2 separate regions of the Homo sapiens genome follow, and region 2 is linked to region 1. The links are chromatin contacts, found by Hi-C in ENCODE. All regions are on one chromosome and are shown on one strand. The core of a region is the stretch at or near the end of the contact, and the rest is flanking DNA. Distances in the headings are between cores, read along the strand shown. Region 1 overlaps OGFRL1 (opioid growth factor receptor like 1). Region 2 holds the start of LINC01626 (long intergenic non-protein coding RNA 1626).

Region 1 (7,087 bases), core at 1,059-3,558:
GGAGGCAGAGGTTGCAGTGAGCCGAGATCATGCCACTGCACTCCAGCCTGGGCAACAGAGACTCCGTCTCAAAAAATAATAATAAAATAAAATAAAGTAAAATAAAGCCATAAATCAGGTAAAAGTGTAGCAATCCAATGAAATTATCCTCTTGATTTCCTTCATGTAGACTATAATGTCTCAAAAGAATGTATTTTGTATACCAAATACTACATGGTAATTTCTAGATACTCTGAAAATATTCTCAAAGTAATTATTATATACAAAATTTGAAAATTCACATCCTAAAAGCATTACAGAATACATTCATTTATTGGGTCTTATCTTAAATCTCCTTATTAGATATTCAATTCATTGTCATCCAAAATAAAAAAACAAACAACAAAATGCTTATGACAGAAATCACAAACAGATGGCTAAAATTTGAAATTGACCTCATCTCTGTTCTTTAGGATAAATGATACAGTAGTTTTTTCCTCTCTAGCCTAAACTGGCTTCTGGGTTTTCTGATAATTCACTGTACTAGTACAACATCATGGCAATTTGTATTTCCAGGATTTTCATTGTCTTGGTTATCATTTCCACCTTCTTCGTTATTCTCAGGAGATACACTCTCCTTTTTTTCTGTGGGAGTAGTAACTGTTTTCTCAGGTTGAGAATTCATGTTCTCAGCATTACTGTCCTTCTCTGTATTTCTTGGCTTGGCAGCTTCATTGCTGGGCTCTGGGCTGGGCCTGTCTGTCTCTTCCACAGGCTCTTTTGGTGCCACTTTTTTGTCTTCAGCTGTTTTGCTATTTAAATGAACAGCTGAGGAGGAATTTTTGGAGTCCTTGGCTTTTTTGTGCATAGAAGTTTGACTGTTATGACTGGAGGCGAGAGGGGAAGACATTTTCTGGGCTTTGCTTCCCTCCGACTGTTCTTTTCGAGGCGGTCCCCAGATAAAGTTCTCTGAAGGCGTGTAGTGTTTCTGGGCGAACCGCAGGAGCTTTCTCCTTTCTCTTCTGTCTCTAATTGTATAAACAAAATACTCTAGAGCACTCTGCTTAATATTGGGAATAGTATTCTCCACAAGAGCTTCATGAAGAATAAATTTTACAAGAGGAGATTTAAAACTTTCATATCCAAGCTCACCAAGGCTTTTAAGAATACGAGTGATTCTTAAATAGTTGTGCTGGGACCTGGAAGAGAGGATTGAATAAAATGAGTGGGGGAAATCAGGTGTAGGAAGGCAGGAGAATGAAAACTATTGGGAAAATATTTTTTATGGAAATGTAAGCCATGGAAATATGCTGTGTAATGACTTCCTAATGCCATATTTGATACCATTAAGAATAAACCAGAGGGTATTAAATCCTTAGGCCACAATGTAATGTCAATCTATGTGAAAGTCAAATGTATAAAATAAACTTCCCTTGTCTGTTGAGTTCTTCATATTAGAAAAATATTTAGGTTTAAATTTATTACCACTGTCAAATTGTTGCTTATTACTGAAAATACACTGAAGATGAATGATCTAACAGAGCATTTATTTGCACCAACATCAATGTACTGTACTCATCAGAGGTAACCATTGCTAAACATAAACACATTAGCTAACAGCTGACTGGTACAATTTATAGTGCCAGCTGATAAGCAAAATCCACCACGTAAGCCAACTCATAAGGATGGCGGCAAAAACTACTCTACTTTGCTAAAACAGTTCTGACAAAGGACACAAAACTGACTTATTTAGCAGAGCTTAGTTTAACAGTTAAGAGCATGGGCTTTGGAGTCAGACCTGAGTTCACACCCTGGCTCTGTAACTTAGCAGCTAAGTGAAACTATGTTTCTCTATGTCTCAATATCCTCATCTGTAAAATGGGGAAAAGTGCCCACAACTTACAGGACTGTTGTAAGAATCAAATGAGATGATACACATGCTGGGTATATAGAACTCGATAAGTACTAGATACTATTTAAAACTATTAGTATTATCATTTAAAGATACGAGATTAGGGACCACCATATTTGTACCTATCCAACTTAACCTAATTTTCTTCAATCTCTGGTCATTCTTTCCTCCTCTTTCCCTATCTGATAATTTTAAATCTTATTTCTAATGGTCTTGATTCCAAGGGTACATTTTCCCCCAGATTACACTAACATCTTTCCTCTCTATCACAAAACTAATGCCATTACTGGATGAATGTTTTCCAAATCTATTTTGTCACAATTCATAATGTAACTCCCCAAACTCACTCAGCTCAATCTTTGCTTTATTACACATGCCTGGTCAAATTCCAAAAGAATCATCAGCCACATGTATTAATCATAGGTGTTGTCAACAGCCCAGGTATTTATTTACCCAATATTGCCACATAACAATAACCATCACTTATTTCTAACTTCCTAAAGCCTGTTTTATATCTCAGACATGGAACTTTCTGCAAACATTATATATACCTGTCCTAGCTTCCAAAAATGCTTGAAGATTTTACTTTGAAATAATTAGCAAATTACTTGGGAAGCAGGGAGAAAGATGTTGATGAATTAAGGGATGGCAGAGTATGGTTCCATGGTCTTATGTTTCAATGAGAAAGTTTCTTTGGACAAAACAAAAACCTTAATGATTCATACTAACCAAACACTGGAAAAGCTAAGCCCAACAGTTCATCATCTTCATCTTTCTGGATGTTTACTAAAAAATTATTGTCTTAACATTCAACTGTGAAGCCCAGAGGGTAAAATGCAGCACAGATGTCTCAGTTTTACACATCTGTATTTTTGAATAGGAAGTAACACTCTTGAGACAATACAAATTTGGGTACAGTTAAGACAATGTGTCACTAACAGCAGGAACAACTTAGTTGTTACATTCCTATGGAGTTTGCATACTCTAAATACTTACTGACAAAACCCTTGGGCAATTCTGCCTCATATATCTATGAGAAAAAGATGTATAAAAAGGTGGAAGAATTCTTTTTTTAAAAAAGAGGAGCTCTATGACTAAACAAAATTTACTATATTTGCAACCAGCTCAATTTTATATAGCCAATCTTAGATGAATGCTGAAGTTAAAATTTCTGTACACATTTACTATATCTATATATGCTCCAATTAAAAATATTTACACAACAGTATAAAAGGAAAAAGACTTGGGTTAAAAAATGATGATGAGTATCCCAGAACAAAACTACAAAATAAAGCAATTGGGTGTTTCAGTATGATTTGTAATAAATGTCATAGTGAAAGACTAAATGGTATAGAAGAGAGTGGCAAAAATCCTTATAATGTATAAACCATCTTAGGGTTACACTATAGGAAAAAGAAAGAAGCTGAGGTTCCAGACAGAGGTTAAGGGTAGCAAATAGTGTTGAAATTGCAAGAAGTCTAGGTAGGTAAAGAGAGAAGACATACAAGGTGAGAACCAGGAAACAAAAAATAAAAGTTAAAAGGCTCCCCAGGGTCTAAATATGGCTCAGTAATCCAAGTTGATTACAAACAAAATTGAAAACACCTCTTAGTGGTTGGTCCATATATTTGTACTCTCATGTCTGAAAATATTTTGCCTCTTTTAGTCAAGGTCGCTTGTTCACTCAATGTTATTTTATTTTACTTTGATTCAATATTTTTCCTCTGCTTAGCTACTATAAATATATTGAGTTCCCTGCCTACTGTAAACTACTCAAGATGCCATATACATTAAAATACAAATAAGTTATGACATTTAAGAATAAGTCAGAAAAGGACCCAATTGAAGAAGAAAATAGAACAGACGTTTTCATAGAATCCTCTATCATTTGTTCAAATCTAGTCAGTAAAGATTTTTTGCAACTAAACTAGAGAAGAAACAGAGTGTTTTCTGGCAGATTCTAAGGCAGTTAATTCACAGCTGGAAAAGCTCTATGCTGACAATAGGTGGCAGAAAGAAAGGATGGGGCAGAGGAGTGAGAAGTGACTTAGTTCAGGCTCCCTTCCCCTGCCTCAACCCTGGAAATCATTTAATTAAAGCCTTAAAAAGAGACTCTGTTTCCACCTATAAATCAGAGGATATGATAACAAAACTCCAAGGAGGATTTAAGCTGAAGACCATATTTTGTTAATCATTTATTCATTCAATAAAAATTTATTAAGCAAGATTGCTATTCCAACCAAAAATAACAAGTTTGAGGTATCTAAAATGATAGTCGTTAAGTACATGAAAGATGAGGTACTATCAAATCCTTTCAAAAGATTTACTGTTACTATTGCTGTCTTTCATGTCAATAGGCTGCTGGCATGTAGCTCTTTCACAGTGTAATATAAGTGTTTAGAAACTCTGTCCAGAGCTAGCTACCTGTATTGCTTAGGTAGAGGTATATATACCTATGCTTTAAGTGCCCTACATAAGTCAAATTTGAGTTATGAGTTAATGGATCTTCTAGTCAGGAATATAAAGCTTTATGCCCATATCTTTAGCGTTTTAGTACAAACTACCATTTTAATATCATTGATTATAAGTAATAAAGTAAAAAGAAGGCTTTTTACTTCTTATAACATTAATATTTATACCCATCTGAATTGAACAATGAGAACACATGGACACAGGAAGGGGAACATCACACACCGGGGTCTGTTGTGGGGTGGGGGGAGGGGGGAGGGATAGCATTAGGAGATATACCTAATGCTAAATGACGAGTAAATAGGTGCAGCACACCAACATGGCACGTGTATACATATGTAACTAACCTGCACGTTGTGCACATGTACCCTAAAACTTAAAGTATAATAATAATAAAATTAAAAATATATATATTTATACCCATCTTACCAAAGCAAGGTGAAAGTTCTATAAAAACACATAAAAAAATAGTTAACTGATGCACAAAACGTAGACTGCTGTGGCCAAAGGAAAATTGCTTAGGTTAGTTTTAATTTTTTTGCTCTTAGTACTTGCTCAGTTTAGCTAATTATAATATGCTTAAAAGTACTTTAAAGCTGGTGGCTGTATAGGCCAGCATTCATAAATAATTCAACTATGATTAGTTTAAATGTAACTATAATTAGTTAAAATTTAACTATAATTAAAAAGAAAATAGACAGTGAATATGAAGAAAATATCAAGAAAAATAAACTTTGGTTATGAGTATTAACAAAAGTTATAAACATCCAACCAAATGAATACAGCAAAACAATTCCAAATAAACTATGTTAAAATGTTCTTCATAAGTTTTGGGACTTATTACCCAAAAATGAGTTTTTGTTTTTTACCTTAATAGTGAAGACAAGTGTAATTTTCTCTCTCTTTTAGTAAAAACTATGGGCCCATCTCATTCTTATAAAATGATTTTTATACATCATAGGCTTAATGCATGAATTTAATCTTAAGAAGGCATTATGCTTAGAAACAGATTGTGCCCCAAGAAGCTTACAGCCTACAAGAAGGAATACACAGAATTGTACACAAGCAATAACAATAAACTCAAAGAAATGTGGCATAAGGAGGAGGGAGAGAAGCAACATTTGGCTGTGGGCAATAGGAAGGTTTCAGGGAGAAACAGGTCTGAAGCTGAATAGCTGTGTTTCTACCTAGAATTTTGTTCCTTTTTGTTGTTGTTTTGTTTTGTTTTAGAATGTGGTACAGGAATGTAATGCATTTCAGACTAGCTTTTTAATCCAAATTCCTGGGCCCATCTCATCTGCTAGTTGTTCCTGCGTTTCATAGAGAACTCTGACCAAGGGAAAATAACTGTGCTGGCCCCTGATTTATCACAGGGGCTTTACTTACTCATTCAGATGCTGAAATCTTTCCTGCCAGTTAACAGCCCGAGCAACATTTCCAGTTTTATCAGTCAGTTTTATTCCAAAAAATTCTAGCATCATTTTATAAGCCAGGAGGAATCTTCTAATTGCTTCTTTTGTTTTTTTGAATTCCTAATATAAAAAATGAAAAAAGTCACCTGAAATGATTCAGTAGCTACAAGGACAGTGAAATAGCAATATTATTTGGCCACCCTGTATAAAATGAAATGAGCTTGCATTACCTCAATTTCATATGTAGTTAGTTCTTTGGCATAGAAGTTCAAGCCTTGTTCTCTCAGGGGGAAAAGCCTATTTATTTTAAAAAAATAAAATTTTTCTATTAACGTTGTCTGGAAAACATACATGATTAAATAGGACATGGTTCAAGATAGATAATATGTAACTGACCATTGAATGTAAGTGTGGTTGTGCTCCAGTTTTTCATAATCTCCTTTCCATTTACTTAGAACTTCTTCAATGTAAACACCTAAATAGTAAATATTTAAAAATGAACCAGACATTTCAAACATTGTGAAGGCATTTTAAGATTCGAATCACTTGAGTTTTATATGAAAACTTGTTTAAATTTAATAATAGCACACAAGAATAGTGCTTTTAAAAAGATGAATACCCTATGCCCATATATTCGGTTATGTGATAAATCTAATTAAAAAAAATTAATAGCACCTCAAATTGCACAAGGCTTTGTTGGACAATGTACTCTAAAGCAGAGCTTGGCAAACTGTGGCCTGCCAGCTGTTTTTTAAATAAAGTTTTATTGGAATATAGCTATGCACATTCATTTATGTACTGTCTATGGCAGTTTTTGTACTACAGTAGCAGAGCTGTGTAGTTGCAATACAGACCCACTGTCCCCCAAAGCCCAAAATATTTACTATTTGCCCCTGTATAGAAAGTTTGCCAATCCCAGTCCTAGGAGTTATATAGTTCTTTAAATGCTAAATTGGATCAAAATGAATTGCATCCTAGGGAAAAAGAAAGAAAGGGGAGTAGAAATAGAAGAAAAGAAATGAGAAGGAGAAAACAAAGGAGAAGGAAAACGAGAAAAGAAAAATGTAGGAAAAAGTTGTAAGTGCTTACTACATGCTGTGCCCATATTACACAGAGCGCACATTTTCCAGCTTAGTCTTCACAGAATGCTGCCAGTGTTATGATCCTCATTTTAACAATGAAGAAACTGGGAGATTTGTTCAAAGTTACACACTAGTAAAAAAGTAAATCTTGAGTGCAACATAGGTCTTTCTGGTTCCAAGAAGTAAGCCCTTTTCACCCTGTCCACTTTTCCTCTACAAGAACTTACAAAAAC
Region 2 (7,238 bases), core at 3,622-6,121, 120 kb before region 1:
TTAACCATTTCTGCTTTTAGTTTCTGCCTGTAGAAAACTAAACCGTAAACTTTTTGTTTGAACAAAACATGAACTTTAAATAATGAAATAACTAGTATATTTCTATATTTGTTATTTATTATTTACTTATCTACCTGACCCTCAGCTATATAAAATGACCTATGTAAAATGAGGTCTTACATTAGTCCTTCTTTCAACACTTCTCCAATTTTGATACTTACATTATCATTTTCAGTTTTGTTGGTTGTAATGTAGAAGTAGCCACTTAAATTTCTGTTTCTTGTCCAATAAATGTTATCTAATAAAGTTGGATAAAACCATGTTTTGTCCAATACAGTTATTTGGCACCCCTCTATGTGGCGTGATGCCCCTACCCAGCTTTCTTCTTTGGCCCCCTTCTTTCCTCTCCCACCTTTGTCAGCTAGCTGTACCTTTACTTTTACTTGATCAAGGTTGTATAGTTTTAATTATATGCACTAATGTGTATTTGTTTTTATATTTAAGTCAAGTTGAGTTGAGTTTTCTATCCCTTATGACTGAAACCCTCCTAACTCCACTGAGGGTCTCCTACATGCTGACCTTCTGGCTTGGAAGAGGGATGCTACCATCTACTTTGTGTAAACCATTCTATTTTAAAAGGATATTTTTAACCTACAACTTCTAGTTAATTCAAATATATCTTATGAAACAAAAAAGTTGGATAAGATGAAGTTCTGCAACAGTGCTAAGACAATATGTCACTCAGGAGATGACTTTTAAAAATAACTTTAACTTTGAAAAGTAAATGTTGGGCCAAGCACGGTGGCCCACACCTGTAGTCCCAGCTCATTGGGAGACCAAGGTGGGAGGATTATTTGAGGCCAGGAGTTCGAGACCACCCTGGACAACATAGCAAGGCTCCCATCTCTACAAATTAAATTAAAATAAGCAGGACATGGTGGAGTGCATCTGTAGTCCCAGCTACTAGGGAGACTGAGGCAGGAGAATCGCTTGAGCCCAGGAGTTTGAGGTTGCCGTGAGCTATGATCATGCCACTGCTCTATAGCCTGGGCAACACAATGAGAACCTGACTCAAACAACAACAACAACAACAACAACAACAAAAAGGAAATAAAAGAAAAAAATAAATAAATGTAATAAAATTTCCCAGTCAAGTACATCTATTTTTCTTCTTGCTTCTCTGGAAAAGGTTTAGAGATATTATACCTGGTGAATTAGAATCCTATTTCTCTGTGAAGGAAATATCAGCAGTATCCTTCATATTGCTCTCTCTACACGTTCTGGTTGTGTTTAACTCTTCATACTCAAGAGTTTATGTGAGGCTCAGAATGTTAGTTATATATATTTCATCTCATTTCAGAAAGTATTTTACAGAGCTTCAATAAAATGCATACATACAAATATATAAGCTAATAATGCATATATGAATAGTAATAAACCATGGCAAGGTAAAGCTTATGTTTATTAAAAATTAGAGTGAATCTAGTATTTGATAGCACAACAGAGTGACTAAAGTTAACAAAAATTTATTGTACATTTTAAAAGAACTTAAAGAGTATAATTGGATTGTAACACAAAAGAAAGGATTAATGCTTGAGGTGGTAGATACTCCATTTACTCTGATGGAATTATTACACATATATGCCTGCATCAAAATATCTCACGTACCTCACAAATACATACACTTACTATGTACTTACAAAAATTTAAAATTTAAAAAAAGAAAAAAGTTACAGTGAAGCAGGCCGTACCTTGCTAAATTAAGCTGTAAATTTAGTTCCAAGCTTCCTGGTTGTTGAAATAAGAAGGAGAAGCTGCAAAAATCTCATTTCAGAAAAAATAAAATTTTTCCTAACACTTAACTCTAAAAGAAATTTTCCTGAGGGACTGTGACCCAAGATAAAATGGAGAAGGGAGTCTAATGTGCCTCTCACCAATGTTTTCTGAAATTTTCTCTCTGTTACTCCATATGCATATAAAAGTTTCCTGCCATAGATACATCACACAATAAGGAAACTACATGGTTGGGTTCAAGAAATCAACAAAACATAAGTTTTGTAAAAGGAGAGTTAAAGGGATCTGATGTTGTGATTCACAAAGGCATTTTTCTCTCATCCATGTAAGAAATAGAAAGAAAAACAGAGCTAATCGTTTTTCTCTTCTCTCTATATAGATATTATTTAATTATTCCTAAGAACATCATTTTCAGATTAATGAATTAGACTCGGTTATTTGTTGAGAAGTCACGTGGAACTCTGATTTGTCCAAGACAAGACATTCCGAAGCATTTCAACTATCAGAATCAAGAAGATATAAATCCAGTTATTCGTTATATTCACTGATGAAGCAATCTTAAGATGATAGCAAATTAAATGTAAAGATACAGAGAAAATAATATTATAGTCATATTACCACAGATCATGTGAGGCAACTTATAAAAGATGTATATGTATTTTTTTAATTACCTTTACCAATGTCTATGTCTATGTATTTTTTTAAAACCATCTTTATAAATCCTAAAACCGACCCCAAAGTCAATTTCTCTCATAAACATTTAAAAATGTGCTAAAACTGACAGCTCTCTAAAATAGCTTCAGCTCTTTTGTTCCATTTTGGACAACTGATGAGAAAATCGCTGATGAAAAACTGAAAATATCAGTTAGTGAATGAAACATCACCACAGTGAAATCACAAATATTACCCAGACAATCACTGAAATATTCATTTCCATGTAATAAATGGGTATGGACTTGTCGATTATCAGGAAATTACCACACACTGGTTTTGACTTAACTATACTTAGTAAATCATGCATATTCATATTGATAAATTCTTCCACAATTTTCACTCAGAAAATGAAATACATACAGTTAATTAACTGAAAATTACAACTGCTGGTTCAACTAAATTCAGCAAATTTTACATTCTAGTGTTACCATATGTACATTTGTTTGAAGTAGTAATTAAACTTCTGTACTAGACTCCATATTCTGGGAAAAAGTAAACATATTATGACACATGGAATCTAAAAATACACATTTATTTTCCTCTTTGACAAGTACAAAAGTGATAAGTGAATCTTCAATAAATGCCCCCAAAATTTAAAATTCAGTAATTGATTTATGGGTATAACTTTGACCCAGCCATTTACAACTTCCATCTAAAACTATATTAGCAGACATGGGATACGTTAACTTATTTTAAGCATATACATTGAAACTTGCTTAAGTTTTTAAACATTATGAACAGAGTATTAAACTGGACATTATGATACATCTTGTTTTTGAGGAATATACTAAGAGGAATACACTAAGAGTGAATAAAATTTCTCGAACGTTTTCCATCCAGAATTCTTTCCTCAGTATTCTTCTCTTCTAACATCCTCTTCATTAAAAAAGAGAAAGAAACCCTGAAAGTACTGCTTTGATCTAGAATGAACAGGCAGGAGTTTCATTCAGATCTATTTTGAGAGAAAACTGATGGGCTCAAAAATATACTTCAGTTGAAAAAATGTGCAGTCGAGGAAATATTAATGTTCTGATAATAAACAGAGAATAATAACACATTTAAGACTGTTCTGCACTTGGCACAGTATTTTACAGAAAGCAAAGTGCTTGACAAACACTATCTTGGAGGGATCTTACAGCACCCCAAGGAGGCAGGTAGAGCCAGGCGTATTGTTCTCTTGTAACAGAGTTAGTCATTAAGAGATTGGCTCAAGGTCAATCCAGAACCTGGATCTGTTGATAAAACTTTATTTCAGGGGTCATGTTATCCCCCGAACTTAATGTGGTAAGTCATGGTGAGTTTCAATCACGAAAGCAAGGAGGTAATATAGCCATATTTTTCTTGTTTGAGATCTCTCTCTTCTTTCCGTTCATTGTACAGATCACCCTTTAAAAAATGTATTTGGTCATCAAAATAATTTATAAAGAAGGAACATGCCACATGTGTACAAAAATTTTTAAATGCACAGTTTATTACCCGAAGAAATAAACTGACGTAACTATTTGAAGTACAAATAAGTGTAATTTTATTTTAAAAGATGCAAATATGTGTTGCCAAATACTGTTTTCGTCATGGTGTAGTCCACTTTCAGTAAACAACTCAATGAAGTTTATAAACTTCATATGAACAGTAACAAATGAGTCATCCTATTCAAATCAAATAAACAAATAACTAGTGTGCCTATTATTTGTAAGGTCCTGTGATCAAAAGGTACAGTCGTTTATAGCCAGTGCTTTACTCAAGTCCTTTCTTGATAGATAGATGGGTGGCAGATGGATAGAGATATCCTACATATCTATCATCTATCTCTACATTCTTCTTTTCCGGTATTTCATCCAACTTCCACTAAAGATAGTTTGTGTGACTTTATTATAGAAATAAAGTTCACAATAAAGATGATTTACATACAGAACTCTTATATTTTCATTCATGGAAAAAACCACAACATGGTGGTGCCAGTGACAGTCTGTGTTTTGGGGCAGGATAGAAACTAACCTGCTTCAGTTACCTGACATTCTAGCAAACTTATTAGGAACACAAACGCTCGGGTCTCTGAATGCACCAACCTGAGCGCCGGCTGATTAGGCATTGTAAAGCAGTGTTCTAAAAGGAAAGGCCTTCACTTAAACAGTGCTACAACGTGTTTGTTCAGCTTTCTTTCATACACAAACTTTTGCCAGAAAAGGCGTTTTAAGCCGAGGGTAAAGATTTTGTGCGTCCACCGTTCCCATCTTCAACTCTTTAGAATAATAGTCATTTAAGCACCGGACCTGTCTTCAGATTCTTACTTTGCGACACAGCTTTGGCCGGACTTGGCTTGATCTGGGCTCCAGGATCGGTCCCACCACCCGGGCTCGGAGCGGTTTGTTCCTAGTGGATCAGGGCGGGTGTGTTGCCGGAGTCGCCTTCTATTGGCTACACTCCCGGGGACTGGCTGGGCTTTCCGACACCTGATTGGGCGGAACAGCCCTCTGTACGCCGACATCATTGGAGGGCGCTGGAGCCAGGGGGCGGAGCGGGTTCCCCAGGATTCTTGACCGGGCGCGCTAGTCCGTCCGCTGAGCCGGGCGCGGGGCGCAAGAGCGGAGCTGCGCGAGCCGCTGCGGAGGGAAGGGCTCCTAGCCAATTGGGGTCTTTGAGGCGAATGCGAGGCTGGGGCCGGTTGCCTACCGGCCGCTTCTCGCCGAGGCAGTCCAGACTTTTCCCCCGGCGGTGCCCGCTCCAAGACAGCATCTGTCAACGCTCCTCTTCTCCCCTCCTCCTCCTGCCGGGCCGGGCTCCGCCGGCTGCGGCCGAGAGGACGCGGGACCCGGCGCGGTGAGCCCATCAGCTGTCAGGCGAGCGGCGAAGCGGCTGGAGGGCGGCGAGAGACACACAAAGAACGCGGTGGGCGGCGGCGGCGAAAGGGGACGGCAACTCCTCCCCGCGCCCGCCGGTGCCACCGCCGGCCGTGCTTGTTCCGAGGCCGCGCAGACAATGCGGCCGGGCTCGTCCCCGCGTGCCCCAGAGTGCGGAGCGCCCGCGCTCCCCCGACCCCAACTTGACCGTCTCCCGGCTCGCCCAGCCCCCTCCCGGGGTAGGGGCGCCCCCTCCCTCCGGTGGCCGGCGAAGGAAGTCGGTCCGCGGCCGCAGATCCCGGCAACTTGCGAACCGGGAAAAGTTTGCGGCGCCTCCGCGGGGCGGCGCGACGCGGCCCGCCCCTCGCGTCCGCGGTCATCGCGGGTGACTTTCTCGACTCGTCGTCAGCCGGGGCCGCAGCGCGGCCGGTGGGGACTGCGGGGCGGGCCGGAGTCCGTCCGAGGGCTCCCGCACCTCGGGCTGCGGGTGAGTCGGCTTTAGGCGCCGTGGGCTCAAGTGGTTTAGGGCACCTGGGCTTGGGAAGAAGTCGTGGAGAGAGCCTTTAATACTTTATGGAGCTGGCGGGGAGAACAAATAAAATTGCGGTAGCTTGAAGGGCACTGACATGCCACTGACTTGGGAACCGTATCCGTGGGAACTCTTCGGGTGCCGGCGCGACCAAGGGCCTGTGCGCGGCTGGGTGGGAGATGGAAAGGTTAGAAGGTCGCGGACTAGCCCTGCCTGCGACTGGCTCAGCTTGACCTTGGACCAGTGACTTTACCACTTAGATTTTTCTCGTGGGTAATATGTGGGGCCACAGCAACGTGGTCTATGCTGTCGTCCAGTTTTTAGACTACATCTCCGTTTTTGAGATTTTCCTAGGGCCTCAACACGGTGCGCGAGTTATCAAGCGATAGGCCAGGATATGTTTACATGCGCCTGGATTCACCTTTCAGCCTACTCAGAAGTAACTTTTAAGTCTGATGTTTTAAAACACTAACATTTAAAGGCTTTCCTTCACTATCCATTGCTTATTTTACGAACCTTAGGATTGTCGTATTTTGCTGCACCATTTGGAATCCTAGGGGCCAGGGTGGGGACAGAGAGCCAAGTCTGAGGGTGAAGTGGCAGGTGCCCCCGGGCGATCCCTGCCGGATCCAGTTGAGGGGGAGAACAAAGCATTTATTATGCATAAGAGAGAGTGAACAGGGCAGGTGTTTGTGTTTTTGTTTTCTGTATTATACTGAAAACTTTTTTTGGTTGGGGGGGTGCGGGCAGTGGAGGAGGGGACAAAGAAGAAAAAGAAATGTCAAAAAAGAGAGGAAAATGTCACTTATACCCAAAGTAAATCTTAAAACTAATGTAAGTCTTCCTTACAGGAACAGCAACACATAATGCAAGTACATCTTGATCTAATTTTAATGAAGGATTGAAAATAGCTACTGTGTTCAGTATTACTGACGCCAAGGCAGCTCACTTACATAATCTTCTTTGTTGAGATGTGTTAGTGGCATGTATAATTTTGATAAATAATTAATGTTAAAGGTTTAGTCCGGCAATGGTATTGAAATATTGTCGTCACAGATTGTATTGCAAGACAATGGTGTGTAAACTTTTGGTTATCATGATAACCTGCATTTTTTTCTCTAAACAGTAAAATCACACATTTTTCATAACCAAAATTCTCTTAAATAATGCATGTGTACTTTGTCAGTAGTGTATACAGGAGAAATTATTTTGTTCTGTAAATGACAAAGTCTTTCAGTTTTCTCACCATTTCATGAGAGTGAATTCTAGATTTCAGGTACTCCACTGGGCATTTTCTCTTCATGGAGCTTATAGCAACAAAAGTGTTTTACAAAAGTAAGTGCATAAGTATAGATACTCAACCA

Evidence for each region. Hi-C counts contacts between places; a loop is a spot of excess contacts on that map. Pooled maps may share reads with other maps.
Region 2: a map of heart left ventricle shows a loop between it and region 1 (2.8-fold over the local background). The contact joins the promoter of LINC01626 here to the enhancer-like site in region 1. A Hi-C loop is called at or near these places in 2 of 168 maps with a recorded cell type or tissue (heart left ventricle and posterior cingulate gyrus) and 2 of 50 pooled maps.

The regions. Positions count from the first base shown.
Region 1 is chr6:71,295,477-71,302,563 of GRCh38, reverse strand. It overlaps OGFRL1 (opioid growth factor receptor like 1), which reads right to left. Exons shown (of 7, transcript NM_024576.5): 4 at 6,169-6,247; 5 at 6,003-6,069; 6 at 5,747-5,892; 7 at 1-1,178. The coding sequence ends at 515. All of the region lies in intron 3 of LOC124901339 (a long non-coding RNA gene), which reads left to right. Among named protein-coding and RNA genes, the nearest start is that of OGFRL1, 10 kb to the right of the region's middle. Within about 2 kb of position 2,308, at least 2 of the 41 ENCODE cell types and tissues checked have a DNase peak (open chromatin) inside an H3K27ac peak, as active enhancers do.
Region 2 is chr6:71,418,660-71,425,897 of GRCh38, reverse strand. It overlaps LINC01626 (long intergenic non-protein coding RNA 1626), which reads right to left and starts at 4,871. Exons shown (of 8, transcript NR_121615.1): 1 at 4,797-4,871. LINC00472 (long intergenic non-protein coding RNA 472) reads left to right here and starts at 5,153. Exons shown (of 3, transcript NR_121614.1): 1 at 5,153-5,832.